2 separate regions of the Homo sapiens genome follow, and region 2 is linked to region 1. Evidence: chromatin loops called from intact Hi-C (ENCODE). Cell type or tissue: B cell. All regions are shown on one strand. Each heading gives the region's core, and the rest is flanking DNA. Links, peaks and the distances in the headings are about the cores only. Region 1 holds the start of LIN7B (lin-7 cell polarity scaffold B). Region 2 holds the start of MIR5088 (microRNA 5088).

Region 1 (2,901 bases), core at 122-2,621:
AACAGAGGAAAGCCAGGCCTGGAGGGAGATCTGAGCCTCCGGACAGCAGCAAGAGGTAGCAGCATCTAACTATTGTGCAGTGAGAGGTCAGAGCGCCATGAGTTTCCTGGTTTGCACTGTACAGATGTTGAAGGTTATCTTCTACCAACCATGCCATACTGTTTCCATTTGCAGTTGCTAAAGATGCCTTAGTATGACATTTAAGTTAAAAATGTGCGATTATTTACTAATAGTAAGGTGGCACATAGATTTAGCAAAAATCATGAGGGAGGAAACAGAAATGACTGGCATGAAGGAGATATTGAGTTCGACTAGGCAGTTAAATAGACACCAGGAGCAATGGGGTGCGGGGCCCACCTTGGCTGTGGCATGGGCTCGGATCTCGGCGCTGCCGGTGATGTCCAGCGTGTCATAAAGCTGCTCATACACCTGGGTGAGGAGGCAGCGGCATCAGGGAGTCGCCAGCTCCTCCAGCCCTAGACGCAGGAGTTCAGGCCTCTAGACCCTCTCCCGCTACCACGCAAGGATCCGCCCCGCCCCCGCAACAGAAGGCCGAGAAAACTACAACTCCCGAAGAACCCCTGAGCTGAAGCGTTGGCACCCCAAGGCGGGCCGCCTCGGGAGCTGCCGGGAGGCGTAGTCTCCGGGCTCGGGACAAGCAGGAGGAGGAGGAGGAGGACGACGGCCACCAGCTCGCGCCCCTGCGCCGCGCGCCCCTCACCTCTCGGATAGCGGAGCAGAAGCGGCTCTGCAGAACTCGCTGGAGGGCCTGCAGCTTCTGCGGCGGCAGCTCCCCGCTGCGCTGGAGCCGCTCGAGGAGCTCAACCGCCCGGGACACGTCTGCGGGGCGGGGGCGGGGCGCAGAAACCCCGAGTGTCAGAGACCCCGAGACGCAGAGAAGCAAGGAGAGCGGCGGAGTGAGGCCGAGCGCACAGTCCGGGGAGGACGGCCGAAGCCTAGTCGGACACCCCGCAGAGTCCAGGGTGGCGCAGGAGAGACTGCCACCAGCGGCCCTGCGGCCCCGGGACCCCTCCACAGGCCGGGTTGTAAGGCGGGCGCCCAGCGTCCCGGCCCGCGCCCAGGGAGCCTCCCACACCTAGCGACCGCCCGGCCCCGGCGCCCGCCCCGCCCACCCCCTCCGGGTCCGCTGGCCCACCCGCACTGGCCTGACCCGGGAAGGGCGGGGACCGGGGGCTGGGTATGTAGGCCGCGGCCCGGGTGGGCAGGGCCCCCTGGCGCACGCTTACCCCGCTCCAGCCCCAGCGGCTCCACCAGCGCAGCCATGTCGGCGCCACAGCTGCCAGCCGCCCGCCTGCCCTGGCGCCGGCGAGGAGGGCGGGGCTGCGCGAGGCCACGCCCCGGGCCACGGGCGCCCCCTGCGGAGGCGCAGCCTGGAGAGCGCCCAGCTCTCCCTCGCCCGACTGCTCCGACCACCTGCCGCGCGCCAGCCGCGCCCTGCCCTCCGCCCCGGCCAGTCGGTCCTGTTGGCGACCCCTCCCACTGCAGGTTCGGTCTGTGTGTACCTTTCAGGATCCGTGTCTGCCTGCCCTCCACACCCGTCTATCCCCTGTCCATCCTTTCCCCACATTCATTCAACAAACTCTTGTGAAACATCTGAGCCCAAGTCATGGACACCGTGGTGAGCAGGACAGCCAAGCCCACGGCCCGAACGAAGCTTCCAGTCTATAGGGGAGGTAGACGACCAACTACGGCTGTGATGAGAGCTGAGAGTGGGGAGGTGATGATCTAGAAAACGAAGGAAATCCTAGAGGAGGGACATTGACATACAGTCCTGGGAGGTAAGATGAACAAGAGGTGGAGCTTGGGTCACCCCCACCACCCAGAAAGAGCCCACGTGGCTGGAAGCAGAGTTAGGATTGGTTGATGATGAGGTGAAAAGGTCGGCAGGATAGTTTATGCCTGGGCTCCTGCGTTGGCATATGCGCCTTGAGGATTTGGGGCTTCATGCAAACTCCTAAGAGAAAAATATGACACTCAAATTTGTATTATTATTATATTATTATTATTATTATTTTTGAGACGGAGCCTCGCTCTGTCGCCCAGGTTGGGCCTCAAATTTGTATTTTAAGATCACTGGGGCCGGGCACGGTGGCTCACACCTGTAATCCTAGCGCTTTGGGAGGCTGCAGCAAGACTACTTGAGCCCAGGAGTTCAAGACCAGCATAGGCAATATAGTGAGACCTCGTATCTATTGAAAAAAAAAAAATCACTGTAGCCACTGTGGAGACTGGTTTGGACAAGAACAAGAGGAGAAGCAGCGGGGCAACTTACGAGGCTACCACAGCCATCCAGGTGGCAGCTAGCACCAGGGCCAAAGCACAGAAGATGGGTGGGCAGATGTGGGAAATGTCTAGACAAGCCTTGGTGCTTGGCTATATAAGGGGATTGGGAGGTGCAGGAGAAGACAGTATTAAGGTGCTTTGGTGCCATTTTTAAGATGGTCTACACTGAAAGAGGGATACTGGATATTTTGTTTTTGAGACACAGTCTTCCCTCTGTTGCCCAGTCTCGAGTGCAGTGGCGTGATCTCGGCTCATTGCAACCTCTGCCTCCCGGGTGCAAGCAATTCTCCTGCCTCAGCCTCCTGAGTAGCTGAGAGTACAGGTGTGCACCTCCACACCTGCCAAATTTTTGTATTTTTCATAGAGATGGGGTTTCACCATGATGGCCAGGCTGGTCTCGAACTCCTGACCTCAAGTGATCCACCTGCCTCAGCCTCCCAAAGTGCTGGGATTACAGGCGCGAGCCACCTTGCCTGGCCGATACTGGATATTTTGAATTTGAGGAGCCTATGCAGAATCCATGGGGAGAAACTATCGATCTAGGTCTAGGGCTCAAAAGAGCAACCTGGTCTGCAGGCATGTTTGAATATTGGGGCA
Region 2 (2,901 bases), core at 1-2,500, 570 kb before region 1:
GCAGCCCAAAAGACCATGGGTTGGGAGCTGCTGAATCTGTGGTCATCTGTAGACCCCACTGCTCTTCAGAGGGCCCTGGGGAAGCAGGGCATCACCCCCTCCACTCCCACAAACCCATCCTCTTTCTGGGCTCACCGTGGTCTAACTTGTTGGCTTTGACGATCTTCACCGCATAATCAGAGATACTGGAACACTCGATCTGAGGGCCCAGGAAGAAGGGAGGGTGAGACCCATCCCCTGCCCCCATCACCTCCATCCAATCCCTGAGCCCTGATGGGCTCCCCTCCATCCCTCAGGCCCGGCCCCGCCTGGCCACCCTGGAGACTCACCCCGATGACCTTGCGGGCCCCGGCCTTGGCAGCAAACATGCAGAGGATGCCGGTGCCCGAGCCGACGTCCAGCACCACCTTGTCCTTGAAGAGGTGCCGGTTATGAAACATGGAGTTGCGGTAAGTGAGGGTGCGCACCTCGTCCTTCAGCATCTCCTAGGGCAAGAATGGCACAGAGACGCCGTGAGGGGCCCCATATCCCCAGCTGGAGAACAGCGTGTCCTGAGAGCTCGGAGGGCCAGAGCTCGGCCCTCTCGCTTTCTTCCATGCACCTCAGTTTCCCTTTTATATTTATTCATTTATTTATTTTTATTTTATTTTATTTTTTGAGATGGAATCTCACTCTGTTGCCCAGGCTGGAGTGCAATGGTGCAATCTCAGCTCACTGCAACCTCCGCCTCCTGGGTTCAAGTGATTCTCCTGCCTCAGCCTCCCAAGTAGCTGAGATTATAGGTGCACACCACCATGCCCGGCTAATTTTTGTATTTTTCATACAGATGGGGTTTCACCATATTGCCCAGGTTGGTCTTCAACTCCTGACCTCAGGTGATCCACCCACCTCAGCCCCCTAAAGTGCTGGGATTACAGGCGTGAACCACTGCGCCCAGCCAGTTTCCCTTTTTAAAAAATCAGATTAGATGGTCTAAACTCCAATCTTGGCCGGACTTCACCACTGCTACCTAAGAACCAGTGAACCCTGGCTTTTAAAAGTCCTCAGGCTGGGAGCGGTGGCTCACGCCTGTAATCCCAGCACCTCAGGAGGCCAAAGCCGGAGGATCACTTGATCCCAAGAGTTTGAGACCAGCCTGGGCAACAAGGCAAGATTATCTCTACAGAAAAATAAGAACATCAGCTGGGCGTGGTGGCGCGCGCCTGTGGTCCCAGCTACTCCGAAAGTGGAAGTGGGGGGATCACCTGAGCCGGGGAGGTCGAGGCTGCAGTGAGCCATGATTGCACCAATGCACTCTAGCCTGGGCGACAGAGCGAGACCGTCTCTAAAAATAAAAAATGGCAATTTTATGCATATTTTGCCACAATTTTATGAAAAAGGCCTCAGGGGGAAAAGAAAATTCCTTAGAATGCCACCCCAGCTTCGTTCTGGGATTTCAGTGTCTTCAGTCAGATCTGAAGTGTGCAGAAGCTGTTAGGGCGGGAGCAGCCGGGGCGCAGTCCCACCGCCGGTCACTAGAGGGCGGCAGAGACCAGTGGGCCCTGCCCGACCTCTGGCTAAGGCCCCAGGCACGCATGCGCTCTCCCACCCCAGCCTTCGGCGCGAGGCCCCTGCAGAGATTCAGGCTAACCTCGGTCTCCAAGGCAACGGCTTGGCGAGGCGACCCTAGGAAGTGCGCAGCAGAGGGGCAGGGGGGCGGCCTGCGGCCAGGGGAAGCAGTGCGCATGCGTGGGAAAACAGGTTCCACCCCTTCCCCAACATTTAAGCCCCCCTAAGATTGGGGCCTTGGGGACTGTCCCCACTGACCTCGTGGATGCCAAAGTGTGCGTAGGAGTCAAAGTAGTAATCTTTGGATGTCATGTCCTCAGCGTTGGGCTTCTCACTGCTTTCCGCCTGGCCACAGGACACCTGGGAGGGGGCCGATGGGATCATGGGTCAGATCTGGGGGCTCCCCACAGCCTCTTAAACCTCCAGCGCCCTACTTTTCCCTGAAGAGTAGTATAGAACCCCCAAAATCATACCATGACAACCCTACAGCCCCCGCCTGCCATCTTGCCCCCCCAGGAACCCCAAAACCTAACAACCCCATTTTCCACTTCCAGGACCCCCCCAGAGCACCATCCAGGGGAGCACCCCGATACCTCAGCCACGCCTACCATCTCTCCAGTCTCTCTGACCCCGTCTCTAGCTCAGCCCACAGCTGGGGAGGGGAGGGGAAGGAAAATGGGGGCAGACACAGGGAAGGGCAAAGGGGGGTTGGAGGTGGAGTTAAGGAAGTAGCGGCGATACTGGGGGAGGCCAGCGGGGGCTGTGAACCTGGAGGGGTTGCTACTAAGTGTCTGGGGGCCTGGGGTAAACTGGTTTGAAGCAAGAGGGGTATGGTTAGACCTCAAGAAAGGGCCAGATGTGTGGCAAGATATATTGATGTGGAGGTCAGGGTGGGGAGGGGTCTCACAAAAGGATATTTACTTCTTCAAGAGGCGGCTGGAGGCTCATCCCATTAGCCAAGGTGGCTACAAAATTCTAGGAGAGAGTAACAGGGAAAAAGGATTAGCTACTGGGAGTGGCTGTGGGAGGGCTGGGTGGCGGAACCTGGGCTCTGGCCGGGGGGTGGGTTTCCAGCAATTCTCCTTCTTGGTGGGGAGTGGTGGCGAAGGGGGCAAGTAATGAGGTGGGGTGTTTAAGAAAGGGTGGGAAAAGTGAGGGGAGAAGAAAGGGGGGTCTCCTATCCCAGCTGTGGCTGGAGAGATGGTGGCCCACCCCCACGCTGCCCCTCTCTGGCCAGGCAGCTGACCACACACCTCCCCCATCCAGGCCAGGGGAATTGGCACCCACCACCGCCAGCTGTCGCTCCCTCTCATCACCTAATCTCCTCCAGATTAGGTGACACTTCCTGACACA

What was found. Peaks named below come from ENCODE experiments on the same cell type or tissue, not always from the same donor. Only the 100,000 strongest peaks of a DNase experiment are listed, where the experiment ranks them.
Region 2: it touches region 1 in a loop (3-fold over the local background); 4 of 110 quality-filtered maps call a loop at or near these places.

What each region holds. Positions count from the first base shown.
Region 1 is chr19:49,112,788-49,115,688 of GRCh38, reverse strand. LIN7B (lin-7 cell polarity scaffold B) reads right to left here and starts at 1,319. Exons shown (of 6, transcript NM_022165.3): 1 at 1,248-1,319; 2 at 722-840; 3 at 358-429. The coding sequence starts at 1,284. RefSeq lists a silencer at 920-1,499. In B cell, for the core only: a CTCF peak has its summit at 1,402; a DNase peak (open chromatin) is centred at 1,358; H3K4me3 peaks cover 1,573 bases.
Region 2 is chr19:49,679,494-49,682,394 of GRCh38, reverse strand. PRMT1 (protein arginine methyltransferase 1) reads right to left here. Exons shown (of 11, transcript NM_001536.6): 2 at 2,470-2,523; 3 at 1,807-1,908; 4 at 330-485; 5 at 136-199. It overlaps MIR5088 (microRNA 5088), which reads right to left and starts at 278; the gene lies at 200-278. RefSeq lists silencers at 1,469-1,633, 1,480-1,849. In B cell, for the core only: CTCF peaks have their summits at 1,309 and 1,511 (motif pointing right); DNase peaks (open chromatin) are centred at 342 and 1,544; H3K27ac peaks cover 907 bases.